2 separate regions of the Homo sapiens genome follow, and region 1 is linked to region 2. Evidence: chromatin loops called from intact Hi-C (ENCODE). Cell type or tissue: heart left ventricle. All regions are shown on one strand. Links, peaks and the distances in the headings refer to the core of each region. The heading gives the core; the rest is flanking DNA. Region 1 has its middle 390 kb from the start of SGCD. Region 2 has its middle 25 kb from the start of PPP1R2B.

Region 1 (5,382 bases), core at 147-5,146, 890 kb before region 2:
TTTGGTGCTTCTATGTGTACATCCTTGGAAAGCAATTTAACCATTCTAAGCTGCAACATTTTTAGCTGCAAAATGGATATAAAATATGTACCTACCTTGAAGATTTGTGAGGATTAAAATGGCATCATGCCAATAAAGCATTTGCCCAAGGCCTTTGCTATAATGTGTTTAATTAAATCTTAATCATTAATATTATTTTATCAGTCATCCCTAGGTTATCTTCAGAGAAGACCGTCAGTTAAGGCTTGTTGATTTCAAGCAACAGAACCTGTGTGAAACACCCACAGAATTAAGGAAAAGCTAAGAACCAAGCTTAACAAGAATGGAAATGAAACCATGATCTAGGTGCCTGGAACATTAGGACACTGCCATGTGGGAGCATCATCTCCTATTGTTTTCTGTCTTTACATGGTACTCATCAAAATTCAAATTTCAGAAAGAATGACTGATTAATCAAGCTTTGGCAGAATTGGATGCACACCTTGATTGACAATCCTATCAAGACAGTATCAGATGGGAGTGGATGGGTTAAGCCAAATCACCAACTCATGGTAGAGAATGTTGCCAGGTGCAGAGCCACACGAAGTGAGCAGGTATCCCAGTAAAGAGTATTTGACATCTGCATTTTTGAAAAGAAGTTGAGGATTTATTTTCCTTGATGAGCAGCAAGCCGTGAAAATGGCCTGACTTAGTTGGCATCTTGCTCACATCCCAGAGCTGCGTTGGCAAGAAGCCTTTTTAACGATCTTTTTTTGCGTAGCACTGAACTATGCAGGACAAGAGTTCCCTCAAATCAATACTCAAGCACATTTAATATCCCACTACCTGACAAACAGAATAACTTATGAAAAAGTTGTAAAATGAGTGTTTCCAACTTGGTACAGCTTTAAAGAATTAAGCAGTAGTTTTTCTTTGTGTCTTCTTTTATTTCAGTAGTTTGTGAGTTATTTTGCAAGGAAGCAGCTCTTGGTAATTGTATTGTTTTGTGGTTAATATTTATTAACCATTGTAGTGGAAATTTGTCATTCTTTTTAACTGCTCAGCATCTGAACCTTGTTCCCTGGTTTGGAAAACTCCTCACTCTATGATTTAGGATGTCATAGCCTTTCTTCCATTACAGAAGCTGAAAATGTTGGCTACTTCCTTTCCCCAAATTTTTAGAATGGGGGGCCATCTGACCTACAGTCTGCCCATTGGTTGTACATACCCCAGATGTGAACTGTGGACTAATGACATGACGAAGTTGGGACATGGAGGAACTGCTGTGGCCAGTGCCTGGAGTAAGTAAGTTCCTGCAGTAAGATGGATTCCCAGAGCTATCGTCAGCACCCAGTGTTCACAGATAGACAACTGTTGATGCAAGCTGTTGTGTCCAATGCTTGGGGATGGTGGCAGCAGTGATGTCCTCAGCACATCATTTTGTGACTAGTTTTGGGGCAGTATACTTGACCCTAAGTCCCTAGTGATTTTTGAATCCTCCTGGTTCCTTTGTGAGTCAACTGATACCCTTTGAACAAATTATTTTTCTGCTTAGATCAGCAAGAATTGGTTTCTGTTGCTTGCAATTAAGACTCTTGGCTGAAATAAGTTATTTTTGTATATCTTATTTAATCTTTACCATATCCTAGTGACTTTTGTTTATTCATTTATTCATTAATTAGTGTGTTACTGAATTCATTTATTCAAAACGTATTTGTTGAAGGTCCATCTTCTTTTTGGTTTCTTTCCCCTGGCTGGGCTATTGTGGTTGACAAGATAGGAGAGGTCACTGCCCTCATGGAACTTCATTGTTGTGGGGGGAGATTGATGCTACAAAATTATATAAATGAGATAATATCAGCCAGCAATAAATGAGATTGAAGTAATGTAAAAGAATAATGAGATAGAAAGTGAAGGGGACAGACTCAGGGAAAGCTATCTAAGTAGTCATATCTGATTTGAACCTTAAGAAACAGCCAGTTAATTAAGGAGTAAGGTGAGGAGCATGCAGGCAAGGGAATAGCTAGTGCAAACTAGCTTAGCATGAGGACAAGAGGGAACGCTCATGTGTCTAATCACTTGCCTAAGGTTGTTACAGGAGCCTTGGGGTGTTGCTTTTCCAGCTGGAAACCTCTGTGGCCAGTGGTGCTTTTGCATGAGTTTTGCTCGGGCCCACTGGGACCACTCAGCCTGGCAGGCTGCACTTGGCTCACGCTACCAGCATGGATCCATCGCCTGCCAAGGGTGAGCGGAGTTGTCAGGGGTGTGTGAGCGAGCAAGTGAGGGGTCCAGCCACTGCACACAGTCAGGCACACCAGCTGCAGCAGGGCAGATAGCTCCAGGCACCAGCACAGGTGCTGGCTCCCTGTGAGGCTGCAGCTGGAACAGGTGTACTACAAGCAGCTTCCATGGCTGACACCAGGGAATGCTGTGGCGCCTGGAAGCTTGGAGATGCCAGGAATCACAGAGGCCCAAAGAGGGTATTACAGTCCTGGCTCAGGGAGCTCCTAGGTCTGGGCTCCCCGAAGGACTGCAGCTCTTCTTTCCTTCTCTCTTCTCGGCATCTGCAATGTGGCGAGAAAGGGGTGCGTTTCAGCCCTGTATGTGTTACAGCCCTTTTAGCCCTGCCATTCGACGGGTCCCGAGTTCTTGTTCTGCACCCAGGAAGAATGAGGTATGTGGACAAGTGGAGGGTGAGCAAGGCGGAGAGGAGATTTATTGAGTGATAGAACAGCTCAGGGGCGACCCTGGGATGGATAGCTCCTCTTTGCAGCCAGAATGTCCCAGTGAGTGTTCAGCTCGCAGCAGAGAGCAGACGCTGGGGTGGGTAGCTCCTCTCCATAGCTGGTCGTCCCATCATCCTTTTAGCTCTCAGCAGAGAGGAGACCCTGGAGTGTGTGGTTCCTCTCTGCTGGTCTTCAGGTTGAGTGCTCAAGTCTGGCTAGGTCTGGAATTTTCATTTTTATAGGCTTCAGAGGAAAGGAGGTACATGGTGATTGGTCCATGGGCGGCCATGGGCAGGCCCAGAAAAAGCACCACAAGTTCCCACTCTGGTCCACGGAACTGGCAGTCCGGCCCCCAGGTTTTAGGCCCTGTCCAGCTTGAAGGTGGGGCTTCACTAGGGACGCGCCCCCTTTTACCCAGGAGCCTGTCTGCCTCTTACCACTGTTCCGTACAGCCCAGGCTGTTCATGCCCAGGGGCACCTGCAGGCCAGCTCTGAGCTGCCCCCACTCACTCAGTCTCCCTCCCATGCTCCTTGGTGGCTAAATTCCGGAGGGGGCTGAGGCGGCAGGAGGCTGCCATGTCAGCACGGCCCCGGGTGTGCGCACACCTGGCCAGGCTGCAACAGCACCCAGGAGCCCCGCCCTCACTCTGAGATTAGAGCGAGTGCCAGGGAGTGGGGGGAGAGACCAGACAGGGGTAGCAGACACGTCCAAGCCTGCGGGGCCAGGGAAAGCCTTCCCAGGACCGCAAGTCTGCAGAGATACCCAGGTCTGCAGCCATGACTTGGGTGCCTGCTCCCAGCCCCAAAGAGCACAGAGAGGCCCGGGTCTGCAGGCATGACTTGGGTGGCTGCAGCTGTGCTTGGGAGGGTGGGGAACCTGCCTGTTCCCGGCTCCCACTGGCTCCATAGAGCATGCAGCCAAGCCATGCCTCCCCCACTGCAGCCAGCATCTTGGCAGCAGCTGCTCCAGGCAGGCCGCTGCTTCCATCAAGGTCACATATTGAAGCGGTGCTGGAGCCAAGGTTTGATTCCAGGTAACCTCCTCCTAAAGCCTACTTTCTCAAAAACTATAATTTGGGAAATAAAGGAACAGAACTGAAGAAGCCAGAATGTTAAACTTATTTACACTAAAAAGGGCAGAAGAAATGCCTGCATCCATAAAAGAAGTGGAGGGAGAAAGGAAGAGAAAAGGCCAGAAAGGAATGAGTGTTTTGCAGAAAGATCTTCGGGGAGTCCAGAGTACTTGAGATAATATTTGGGATAGCTGTTGTGCTGGGATGAACAAACTTGGGGAATTTGGATATTCAGAGCACTGTGGTCAAGACAGTAGACAAGAAAAATGCAGTTTCTGACCCCAAAGAGCTTATAATTAAGTGGGGGAAGATGGGCATTAAGTTGAGAAGCAACAAACCTATGTCTGACTGCAAATGTGACGTGGACACTGTGCAATGTGTTATTGGACTGCATTGTAAATAGATCCAATCCTGCCTCATTGGGGTGTTCAGGGGAGGATTCCCTGAGGAAGTAGCATTTCACTGCTGAGAATATACAAAACAGATGAGAAGAGTGAAAGCTGAGGTTCACAAGTTTGATGATTTACCTGTGGCCTGTAGCTTGCCAATGACCTAGTCAGGATTTGAACCCGGCTTTGAAAGCTGACCTCCAGGTCCTGTGCTCTTTCTTTGAACCACAGTGATGGGAACTGTCTCTGGTCACATACAGACATGAACGCAAACATGCACATACCTGCACATACAGACACTCAAAAAGCTGTTGTTTGTTGCCTTGTTGGCCCAGGGGGTGCTTTCTACAGAGGAAGCAGTGATTGCTAATGACATTCTTGGTGCCTGTGATACTTAGATCACTTTATCAATCAAACGCAGCATTTGATGGCAGCCCTGCCACCTGTCTCTTTCCATCAGTGTCAGAGAGTACTTCACTGCAGGCCACAGGTGCCAGCTGTCAGCCTGAAACAAACTGGGGTCTGCCCCAGGATAAGAATGCTTAGGGAATCACTTGAGATTGAATTTTTCATCTGACAGCCCCTTCTGAGTTTGGGACTCAAAAAGGAAAAATAAACAAATTATAGATGAGTAAACAAACATGTGGCTGTTTATGAGGTGTCAGGCTGGCTGTTACTGGCGTTTCATTAATCACCCTGTCCTTTTCTTCTTTTCCATTGGCCTGGGTATCATGTACAGTGTATTGAAATATAGATGAAGTTAATAGGAATGTTCTTAATTGGGCTGTTTATCAAAGTGCTAATACTATGGCAATGGTTTTTCCCATAAGCTAGTAGCTGTTCCCCACTGTGAATGTTCTGACTTGAGAGTTTGAGAAGGAAGAGAAAGGATAAGGAAACTGAGCTAATAGTTTTTCATCCCCTGTGGCACCAGACAGTGTATTAAGTCCTTTACATGTCTATGCACCATGTCATTTAATCCTACCAGTATACCTGCGAAGTAGACATTATTAACCCCATTTCACAGATAAGACAACTGTTAAACTGAGAGTTTAAGTAATTTGTCCATGAAACCAACTAATTAATAGGAGTCAAAGTTGGGATTTAAACATCAAATCCTGTATTTTCTTTCCTTTATCATCCTTGTCATCAGCATTACCATTATCACCTATGTGAAGCTGCACTAATAGCCAACCATTGTCAACATGCTGTAGC
Region 2 (5,382 bases), core at 224-5,223:
GGCTGGAGTATTCAAGCAACAGGCAGTGAGTAGGGGAGCTGTGCGTGGCAGAGCTTTCCTAACTTCAGGACTGTTTCTTTTGCTGTTGTTTTTTTTTTTTTTTTTTTTTTTTTCTGAGACTGTTTCTCTCTTTTCGCTCAGGCCAGAGTGCAATGGCACGATCTCGGCTCACTGCAACCTCCACCTCCCGGGTTCAAGGGATACTCCTGCCTCAGCCTCCCGAGCAGCTGGGATTACAGGCATGTGCCACCACGCCAGGCTAATTTTGTATTTTTAGTGGAGATGCGGTTTCTCCATGTTGATCAGAGTGGTCTCGAACTCCCGACCTCAAGTGATCTTTAGGAGACATAATTCTTCCTAACTGTATTTAACTACAGACAGTATCATTTAATGTTTTTAATCAAAAATGAAACCAGTAGATTACCTCCAGATAAGAAAAATAACACCAATTCATGTTATAATGTCACTTGCATGCCAAACCCAGGCATCAGGAGTAAATAACTAAAATAATTTTATAAGAAAAGGCTATCAATATGGTTAGATTGGTGTTTTACAAAGATAATGCTAAAAGCAGAGATGGTTAGCTTGCACTATGAAAGCTATAATAACAGAATTAAAGAAAATCCCATAATTTCTGCCAAGATTACATTCCAATCTTAAGAAACCCTCCCTGTCAAGTTCTTCAGTGCATCTCACTTAAGTCTTTCTTGCTGCAAATTAAGCCCATGTACCATCCCTGCATCCTCCTTTATAATTAACATTATTCATTCTGCAGATTATAACAGATCATTTTCCTCCTTCCTAACTCTAGAAGAACTCTTACTAAATAAAATACACCAGAGAAACACAGTGGGTGAACTATCAGATGACTTTCAAACTTAAATGTTAAAAAACAAAAGAAAAAAAAATGACCAATTTGCCTTTCTGTGCATTTGTTGGAGAGTCTATTCCTTCCTAGATAGGAATATTCTTCTCCCAGAGTCAACTTCTTCCTTCATATGACTATTTTTTCTCCTGAACGCTATTGTCTGTGAATATTTGCACAAAACAGACTGTGTTGTCCAATGACAGAACGGCATGTTCTTCCTCACTAACCCCCCCTCCGAGATCAGGAATCCAAAGTGCTTTGCCATCAGCTACATGACCTTGAATAAATGACTGCTCCATCTGTACCTCACTTTCCTAAGTGTCAAATCAAAGTGTCTAGAGTAGGCCATCTCCAAAGCCTGTCCTGTGGCTATGAGTCCGAAAATGGCTCTCTCAGACTTTCAGCTCTCCTGTCTATAAGAGGCAGATTCTCAGGGTTGGGAGAGGCTTCTAGGTGCTTCCCTTCTATGGCTTCCTTCCTAGTACATTCACAATAGAAAATTACCTAGCACTGAAAATTTGTTAGTAATCTTAACTTTCCCAACCTCTCCTAGATCAAATGAGGTTAACTGGATATTCAACATTTCTAGTCTACCATCCCGTCAGACAGCTGAACAATGCATTTTCTTTTCTTTGGATTAAAAAAAAAAAAAAAAAGATGCAGTTGCCAAAGACAAGGAATTCCTATGCATCTCCCAAGGAACTTTCTCTCATCATGCTAGAGCCAATTAGCTCAAACTAGAAGTTGGAGGCAAAATAATTCAAGTTAGAAGATAAAACATCCAAGTTATAGTCCACAGAGATTATAACTTGTTATCCTAGGAGTGTCATATCTGGCCCACAGATGGGTCTTGATTTTTTAAGTTTGAACCAGCCTATGTAAATGACAAAAATTCACATAAAAATCCAGATTTCCCATTTCTCTTGAAAAATCTGAAGATCCCACCTGTGTGAGGACACCCTCACCTCGCTGGCATGTGACGCTGCTGGCGCCTTTATACATTCCCTATTGCCTCCCTCACATGCGGCCAAGGGTTGTTTGAGTTTTATCATCATGTTTTTGCAGTCCTTTTTTAAACCATAGAAGAAATTTTTTTTCTGAATCAGTACTGGAGATAGTAAAGATACACCAAGTGGCCTGATCAAGAAAACAGGAAACAGCAAATGTGTATGCAGAAAAAAGAGCACCCCTTCTATTCATTAGGCTAAGGAGGGTCCACTTGACTTTCCTGCCTGTCTGACCCTAGGGGCATTTAAGTTTGAGATCCTGATGTAGAAATTTGGGAAGCTCAGGGTGGTAGAAACCACCCCTGAACAGGAATCAGCTGTTCCTTCTCCATGACTTAGCCCCTTCATCCACGAACAAAGCTGGTTGTGCTAGATGGTCCCCTCCTGGTTTGGACAGAAAATCTAAGATTCTGTATTCCAACAAAACCCAAAAGTCTCTGAAAAGGACAACCTGATTCAGTTCCTGCCAGGGTAAGTAAAGACAATACTGACACCCAGTGGTCCATTAACCAGCTCCATTTAATGCCCTAAAATTCCCAAGGACTGCTGAGTAAACGTTTAGGTGCTGCCAAAACCTTCTTCATGTCCCAAAGATACAGGAAACAAAAGATCAACAAAAATTAATGACACTGAAACAAAAGATAGCATGTACTGGTTTGTTTTCTAAGCCTCTCTGGTGAGGATCTGGCTATATCTTGTTTGGCTTAAACATATTCATTATATCAAAGCATTTGTATTCAACAATGTATTTCCCTTACATCATGAAAACAAATACGCTTTTAAAAATACAAGGCTTATTTCCCAGGAGGTAAAAGCCCAAATACCCTAAACTGTTTTATAATGATTTCTTTGATTTGTTAATTAGTCTTCTAAACCCTGAAAAGTAAATAATAAACATCTGAGATTATGAGGACAGGAACTCCATTTGACTAGTTTCTGTGAGGATCTCACCACAGCCTCACATCCTTAAATTTGGAATAATGAGGTTACTACAGCAGTGAAGGCCGAGGCAGAAATGGCAGGAAAAACACATTTTGAGAACGTCTTTCACTTCCAATAGGCTAATAACTACCAGAGTTTTAAAATCAGCACGATCTCAAATATAACACTTGATGACATTTAGTCTGACTGTTGATTGAAGTAAAATAAAAGAGTAAAAAAAAATGTATTTTAGTAATTTTTATTTCACATTGAACGCTTTTGATTTTGTCAAAAAGGATAAGTGGCCTGGCCTTCCAATGCTGACATAAGCTGACATCTCATTGTAATACTTTAAATCAGACTTCAGAATATGGCATTGGTGAGCAGCGTGGGAAGACTTCATGCTAGTGAAAAAAACACCCAAGGAACGTGCCTTTTTGTTAGTGAAAAAGGCAACAGCTGGTATCATGACACAAATGAAAGGCTCAAGACAGACATTCAGGTAAAAAAAAGTAAAATGACTCACAGACTCCCTGTCCTGTCATACACAATGAAACTAGTGGAAAAAATAGAAAAATAAATAAATCAGCCACAACCAAAAAAGAGAATTGAATGCCATAATATGCAAAAGACAGTGGCCAAGAAAGGAGGCTGGCTCCCAGAAGGTGCTGAAACTCCCGAGACTGTTCCTTGATACTCCCAAATTGGATAAGAAACGCAAGGAGGATGATGTCCTCTTTGCCCCTTTTGATTTCAAGGAAGTACACAGAAATGGCCTGAGGTGGGGAAAAATGAAAAGAGAAGAGAATAGTCAAATCGACCCCCTTGTGCAGAAGCGCAGGCTACTAGACTCCATGCTAAATTGGGGGAAGCATTTAGAAGGTATCACCCTGCACTTCATTAAGTGGAGCAATCGCAGGTTTAGGACAGAAAACAAAATGTAAGAAAGAGGAACAGAAACCAGTTCCTGTAAGAATGATTGCACCCAATCCTAGCTGACTGTTCCCTTGCCCTACCCCATCCACAGGCTAGAGAGAGGGGGATGGAAAAACCCCTGAGCCTTCCAGCTGCAGCCAGAGGATGAGGCTAGTCTCAGAAAATGGTGGAAGGAGGGCTCGAGAGAATTCATTCAGAACATCAGAGGAGGAAGTAAGATACAGAGCAGATCTCTTAGAGAAGAGTAATGCAAAAAGAAATAATGTGTTAACCTGAAAATATCCAAGGCAGCACAGCATAAAAAAGAAATTAAAAAGATGAATATTTGGGGGCCAGGCTCAGTGGCTCACACCTGAAATCTCAGCACTTTGAGAGGCCAAGACAGGAGAATAACTTGAGGCCAGGAGTTTGAGACCAACCTGGGCACCCTAGCAAGACCCCATCTCTACAAAAAAAATTTAAAAAATTAGCCAGGCATGTTAGTGCAGACCTGTAGTCCCAGCTACTCTGGAGGCTGAAGTGGTAGGACTGCTTGAGCCTGGGAGGTCGAGGCTGCAGTGAGCTATGATTGTGCCACTGTGCTCCAGCCTGGGCAACAGAGTGAGTCACTGTCTTTAAAAAATAAATTAATAAAATAAAAATAAAAGAATTCTTCAAGCTTGGGGGCAGAAAATGAACTCAAAACCTCTAGTAATCTATAACCCCTCCTTAAAATAAAGAGAAAAAATTGTTTGTTGAAATAATGAAATCCAGCCAAGAAATCAAAATAAAGACCTCAGCTGTAGAGTAGCCCAGATGAAACAACTTGGAGTGAGCATTGATCAATTTAAATATAGTATTAATCAAAATTACATGGGGAGTTAGGACTGGAAAGTAAAATAGGAGTATTATAAACCTGGATAATGTATAAAAAAAAGCAACTCATAATATTTCAAGAAATAAGCAGGTGCCAATAAATACTGGTTAAAATTTAAAGGCAGTTTAAAAAATAATGAGACCAACCTGTTAAATGTTTGACCTCATTTTTCTTAACATTCAACATACTTAAACAGTGATAAACATCTTCATGGGAGCCACTGTGCTAGACACTGGGAATCCAGTATGAATAAGACATGGTCTCTGCCTTCCAAAGGTATATAATCTTTGCACAAAAATAACAACTATCATATTTGAACATTTTATTAGACATTTTACATTAGCCTCATCATAGTCACTTGCATCCTAGTATAAAATAGGCACTGATCAAGGTGCTTTACATGTGTATCATGGATTCCTCACAACAGAGCTACAGCAAAGATACATTATTTTCTTCATTTTATAAGGAAGGAAGAAGTATTTATCTAAAGTTTATGAAGTTCATTACTTCCATTTCTGTCTGTTAAATTCAAATAAAATTTTGAGGAGTGTTTTATAAAAGAAGGAACAAAAATAAGGAAAAGAAAAAAACAAGGAAGGAAGGGAGGAAAGAAGGGAGGGAAAAAAAGGATCTAGTTTCAGCTCAACTGTTAATTAGCTTGCCACAAAAAGAATAAAATACCTAGGAATACACCAACTAGGGAGGTGAAAGACCTCTACAAGGTGAGCTACAAACCACTGCTCAAAGAAATCAGAGAAGACACAAACAAACGGATAAACATTCCATGCTCATGG

The links. Peaks named below come from ENCODE experiments on the same cell type or tissue, not always from the same donor. Only the 100,000 strongest peaks of a DNase experiment are listed, where the experiment ranks them.
Region 1: it touches region 2 in a loop (3-fold over the local background); 64 of 110 quality-filtered maps call a loop at or near these places.

What each region holds. Positions count from the first base shown.
Region 1 is chr5:155,933,631-155,939,012 of GRCh38, forward strand. It overlaps a transcript of SGCD not described here. Among named protein-coding and RNA genes, the nearest start is that of SGCD, 390 kb to the right of the region's middle. In heart left ventricle, for the core only: no CTCF peak of the experiment used is centred there; a DNase peak (open chromatin) is centred at 2,251.
Region 2 is chr5:156,822,597-156,827,978 of GRCh38, forward strand. No RefSeq gene overlaps it. Among named protein-coding and RNA genes, the nearest start is that of PPP1R2B, 25 kb to the right of the region's middle. In heart left ventricle, for the core only: a CTCF peak has its summit at 2,381 (motif pointing left); no DNase peak of the experiment used is centred there.